Regions from separate parts of the Mus musculus genome. Here region 2 is linked to region 1. A link is a loop called in an ENCODE intact Hi-C map of the cell type or tissue named here. Cell type or tissue: gastrocnemius. All regions are shown on one strand. Each heading gives the region's core, and the rest is flanking DNA. Links, peaks and the distances in the headings are about the cores only. Region 1 has its middle 7.7 kb from the start of Evx1. Region 2 overlaps Hibadh (3-hydroxyisobutyrate dehydrogenase).

Region 1 (2,915 bases), core at 277-2,776:
ATATCTGTGCATTGTGTGCATGCCTGGTGTCTGTAAATACCCAAAGAGGGCATCAGACCCCCTGGAAGCAGAGTTACAATGAGCTGTAAGCTGCCATGTGGGTGCTGGGTATAGCACCCTGTCCTCTGGAAGAGCAGCCAGTGTTCCCAACCCTGAGCATCTATCTCTCCAGCCCCTCATATGGAGAATGCTTTCAAACCTCTGACCTGCCTGCCTTCCTCTCCTGAGTGCTGGGATTGCATGCATGGGCTGCCACACCTAGTTTATGCCATGCTGGTAGTGAAACCTAGAACCTCACGCCTTCTAGGCATGCATCCTACCAGCTGAGCTGCATCCCCAGTGCCTTTAATTCCAGCACTCAGGAGGCAGAGGCAGAGGCAGAGGCAGAGGCAGAGGCAGAGGCAGAGGCAGAGGCAGAGGCAGAGGCAGAGGCAGAGGCAGAGGCAGAGGCAGAGGCAGAGGCAGAGGCAGAGGCAGAGGCAGAGGCAGAGGCAGAGGCAGAGGCAGAGGCAGAGGCAGAGGCAGAGGCAGAGGCAGAGGCAGAGGCAGAGGCAGAGGCAGAGGCAGAGGCAGAGGCAGAGGCAGAGGCAGAGGCAGAGGCAGAGGCAGAGGCAGAGGCAGAGGCAGAGGCAGAGGCAGAGGCAGAGGCAGAGGCAGAGGCAGAGGCAGAGGCAGAGGCAGAGGCAGAGGCAGAGGCAGAGGCAGAGGCAGAGGCAGAGGCAGAGGCAGAGGCAGAGGCAATCTCTGAGTTGGAGACCAGCCTAACCTAAAGTGAGTTCCAGGACAGTCAGGGCTACACAGAAACAAACAAACAAACAAACAACCACTTGTCTCCAAAAATGAAACACAAAACAAACAAATCAAAACAACAACAAAAGAGCTACTTAGAAGTGATAAAGAATAGAGATACTCAAATATGCATACGTGTGTATGTGTGTGCAACCTTTAAGGTACTCTTTTAGAAACCCATCTCAGGCAAAGGACCACAGACGTGATGAAATCTACAGAGCAGCACTTCTAATCTTGAATGTGCTTTGTAATCATTTGAGGGGCTTGTTGAAACATATTACTGAACCCAAGGCTAAGAATTTTTGATTCAGAAGATCCCAGAATGGAGTTCCCAGATGCTGTACAGACCACACTTCAAGACCACTGTCTAGGTGAATCTGAGAAGGGTTGCTTGTTGATCAATAGGCCTCAAAAAGTAAGGAAAGAGTTGTCCAAGACCTGTAGGCAAAGCAATATCCAGAGGCTCCACAGCCTGGGCTGGCTGAGTCTTATCAAGTGGAACAATGCACGCTGGGAACACGACTGGACTGAGTGGATATATTGGCTGACAAGTGAAAATTATAACGACTTCTATCCTATAACTGTATGCTTGCTACAGTTCTTACGGGGGTGGGGGGTATTTCTGCGTTGGTTCTCAAATGACTGGGGAGGAGGCAGGGTGGCATAAGAGAGATAGGTCCATTTTCCCACCTGTAGTTAATTACCAGTCTTTGGAACCGAGACTATGTGGGCGGAGACCTCGCATCCAGCTCTCCTGGAGTCTAACCCCAGGGCAGACGCACCAGGAGCGAGGCTCACTACCGTGCCATGATCAACCGACCTCTAGCTATGCAGGATTCACGTGCCTGTAGTGGCAGAACCCTGGCATTTGAGCCAGTGAGGATGCGACTTCCGCCTCTGGCGATCGGCAGTGGGGGGCGCACCAAGACAGCAGTTCGTGAGCGGTGCTTTGTCACCGCAGCAGCAAGGGGCGGAGGATACAGGACCGGGCTGCAAAGACCGGATGGGACGCCTGACTGGCTCTCAGCTTGAAAGGGACATTTAGGGGATTGTGCAGCTGCACCTGGTGCCGCTGTGATGGTGAACGGAAGGGATATAGACGCCATGACGAGTCAGCCGGGGCGCACAGTACTCTCCTAGCCCGCGGCGCTTGTTTTCTGAGCTGACATCACTTCCATGTCTCGCTCGCTGCCACAATCTGATCCACCCTGTGTCCCAAGGTCGCAGCACCAGCACACCCTCAGGGCCTGGGAGCGAGCAGTTTGTCTACAATGAGGCACCCTGCGGGTTAACTATTTTTTCCTGTACTTTCTGTATTCTCTGCTTAACAGCCGTAGCCGCAGCCACCCAGCCAATTCGGGAAGGGTGGCCCTTGTCCAGATCTTTCCATACCTGAAGCATCTGATTACCTGGATGTTGGGGAATGTGATGTGATACAGTTTCTGGTCCTTGAGAGCACAGGGAAAATGTCCTAATCTGGCCTTTGGAAGCTTCTTGACTTAAGTTAAAATCGTTCATTCACTTCTAGCTGCGTGCCTCTCAATCTGAGACCATTTTTCGTCTCAGAGACTGTGAAGCTCAATTAGCCTGGAGGTTGGTCAGTCTGGGTTGGGAGTGGACACTATGAAAGTCAGCTTCCACAAATCTCCAAACCAAACCAAAGAGAGGTTTGGCTGCACAGACCAGTTAGACTTGCTGTTCCAGGCCGACTACGGAGTGCAGGGGCATTTTTCCCACCCAGTTATCACTGGTGCTGGATGTCTGGCTCCATGCATCTCCTATCTGGGACAAAGGACTGGGAAAGAGGAACCGGGTGTTGACATCTTCCTAGGCTGGGGATCCAGAGAAGACAGAGACCAGCACTCAAAGGGTTTGGTTAGGGTCAATTCAGATTCCTTGTAGACTCCTTAGTCTGATATTACAGTGGGTCTCCCTCTTATTACCATCAGTGAATGGGGTGAACAGGGCAAGGACACTGTATGAGAAAGTTAGAGCTGACTCAAGTCCTTCAGCTCATGGAAAGGCTTGCCTTTGGAGAAAATTGTAAAAAGCAGAGCAAGCACTGGTATAGGGGTACATGCAGAGAGAAGCAGGAGACTCATCCAGTTGGGGCCAGTCTGAACTCT
Region 2 (2,915 bases), core at 108-2,607, 300 kb after region 1:
CTGACAAGCTAAGATACAATTCATGGCCAGCAGAGACAATTATAGAACTACAGAAAAACCACAGCAGCTTCTGATGTAAAATAAGTAGAAATATTAGCATACAACAAAGCCAAGAAGCAGACTGTTGTATCAAGTTAAAAAGTAAAATATGCAGGTCAAATGTCAAATGTGAAGTTATTTTAATGCAAAGAAAATCTCTAACAATATGGAATAGAATTACTTTTAGTGCAACTCACATGCTAACCAAATAATTCACAATATAAGAAAGAGTCAACAGTAGAGGAAAGAGCTTTAATAATTTACCGTGTGAGAGGGAAAGGTTTTACTTTGTTGCTAAACGGCAGCATCACAGTGGCTAGGCTTCACACAGCAAGAAGCCTCCGAGAAAAGGCAAGTGCATACAGTAAGTAAACTTCATAAAGCAGAGAGCAAAGCTAAGTACTAGCCACCTCTACATGGCAAGAATACATTTTTAAAGTACAAAAATCAAGATAATGTACAGGGAACTGCATTTCTTCCAACTAGACATTTGTATTAAATAATTCAATTGGTTTTGGTACCATTTATTAATTTATACTTAATGGCTCATAAAAATACAACATGGTATTCAGTTTAATGAAAACATATCACTTTTATAAAATTTATAATGAGGTGCTTTTTTGTTTTATATTATCACCTTTTTAAAATGAGCTAATTCAAAAAAGCTATAAAGATTCGTTGAAAGCCAGTACAGGAAACTTAAGAACTTATTTTCCTAAAACAGCTTTTAAGACATGAGCATGAACTGCCTAATGAGTCCCACAGTCAGGCTTGTGTAAGGGCCAACCTGCAGCTTTCAAAAAGGTCTCTCCGTATTCTCAAAAAGGCTCATCAGTACAGCCTGCCAACAAACATTTCTAACAGGTGTGGTGTGGTGTAGTGGTGTGTGTGTGTGCACATGTGTGCATGACGGTGTGGGTTAATTTGCAGCACTAGGGGGGTTTGAAATATTTTCGAGGATTTTTACAAGCAGGATCCCTTCTTCTTAGAACAGTTTAACATCACTAACAGCAACAAACATCATATTCATCTTATTTTCTTTAAAAAAGGTAATCTCTGTAAATGTCCACTTTGATTTACTTTCAGAATCAACCTAAAAATAAATTATCTGTAACCCTCAGAAGTCTTTTCAACTCTCTGTGGACACTTAATTAGCTTACTATCAGATGTATTTTTAAGCCAACTTCAAAAGCAAAAATCTAGGAAATGTCTTACATCTTCTCAAACAAAAAATATCTTAAACCCTCCCTTTCTCACAAGCAGGTTTGCATGCAATGCCCCCTGGTGGCACAGATAAACTCTTAGCAGGGCATATGTGTTCAGAAGTCGTGCATTCCTTGAAATATCAACTACATCTTTCAACTATTCTACCGTCCTCCCAAATGAATTTTTATTCTACCGTTGAAAAATCGTATGTATTTAGAAACTTTAAAGCCTCTAAGCAATTAACTGCATGTATGCACATGATGGTTTCCTCAGTCTTTAAATTATAAAAGCAGCAATACATTTTTTCACAAAGCAATTTTGTACTTAAGTTTTCATTTCAAATAAGAGAATGTTTAGGAAGGGGGATAAGGCTGGGGTAACCAAGTTGCTTTGTAAAATTACACTGTATAATTAATTCCATGGTAAGAATGTTTTTATGGTGTGTTTTGGTGACCTTTTATTACCATCAAGTTCACAATGCTGGTGGGCTGCCTTTTAATCCCTCCGCAGACAAAAGCCCTAAATAAACACAGATCCCTTCCTGGGAAAAAGTCCACTCTGGTTAAATAGTAAGGAAATGAGTAAATCATTAGTAATCTTTAAAGCCAAAGCTATAAACTCAAGTTACCTTCAGCTGAAATGAAAGTGTCCTGCAAGAGTTTCAAAGTTCTGTCACAGATAGACATCTCCAGCTCTTGACTCCAGACTAGGCGCCAGCTGATAAACAAACAATTTAAGTCAAGAGCTGGAGAATTCCCAGCTTTTTCATTTAATGGCCCTGGCCAAGAATATTTATTGCCTCTAGTTTTATTCTCACTTAGCTCTAAGAGGGAATTTAAACTCATCATTATCTTAAAGCCCCATACAAACATCGGGCAGCTCACCTGAGGCAGCTCCTCTTACTGGGTACTAGTTTGAGCCTCTACTATAAGTGATGTAATAATATAAACTAATTAACCACAGTTTTATGTTGACTTTTTAACAAGCTAAATAAATTTTGTTCAATATAGTTTATATTCCCACTTGGGATAGTAACGATTCCAAAAAGTTTAACTTTACAGTTTTCAGTACAAACCCAGCAGCCGAACAGAGAAGGGCAAAGCTTTTCTCTCCCTTCCCACAAGCTTGGAGTCCTGGTTGGTCTTGCCACCCTATTCAAGCCTGCAATGAGCCTGCTTCTTCTGAGTCAGATATGGACTCCTTCCCATTAGCCTCACTGTTGCAGCGTAGACAGAGTGCAAGGTCTAAGATGTAGATGTTGGATCATGCAAACTTGTTTTTATATGAGTACTAATAAGAATATCAAAGTTCAAACCAATTAAAGACCGTGAGATATCATCAAATATTTTTAAGTACTAATTCAAAGTTTGCTATTACAAATCCCAGGTCCAAAAGTCAGTTACATAGTTACTATTATGTCTTTCTTAAAATTATTTCTGAATTTTAGAAAAATCTCATCTCTACACAGGATTTTAAATCAAAATAGTTCTTTCAACAATCTGAGTGTTTACAAGAAATAAACTATTCTTTTTTTGAGCTGTTTATCTAACAAAAGAATGCTAAATGAAGACATTCTATAACCTACAACAAAGGGTTAATATGTCATTAGTAAAAAAGAAAAAATATTTTCCCTCTATTTCTTTATTTTCAGAAAGTTTTATAAACCTATC

The links. Hi-C counts contacts between places; a loop is a spot of excess contacts. Peaks named below come from ENCODE experiments on the same cell type or tissue, not always from the same donor. Only the 100,000 strongest peaks of a DNase experiment are listed, where the experiment ranks them.
Region 2: it touches region 1 in a loop (4-fold over the local background); 8 of 42 quality-filtered maps call a loop at or near these places.

The regions. Positions count from the first base shown.
Region 1 is chr6:52,304,356-52,307,270 of GRCm38, forward strand. No RefSeq gene overlaps it. Among named protein-coding and RNA genes, the nearest start is that of Evx1, 7.7 kb to the right of the region's middle. In gastrocnemius, for the core only: a CTCF peak has its summit at 1,706; a DNase peak (open chromatin) is centred at 1,718; H3K4me3 peaks cover 778 bases; H3K27ac peaks cover 205 bases.
Region 2 is chr6:52,599,994-52,602,908 of GRCm38, forward strand. The region is part of intron 4 of Hibadh (3-hydroxyisobutyrate dehydrogenase); the gene reads right to left. Among named protein-coding and RNA genes, the nearest start is that of Gm33047, 22 kb to the left of the region's middle. In gastrocnemius, for the core only: a CTCF peak has its summit at 1,335 (motif pointing left); a DNase peak (open chromatin) is centred at 1,321.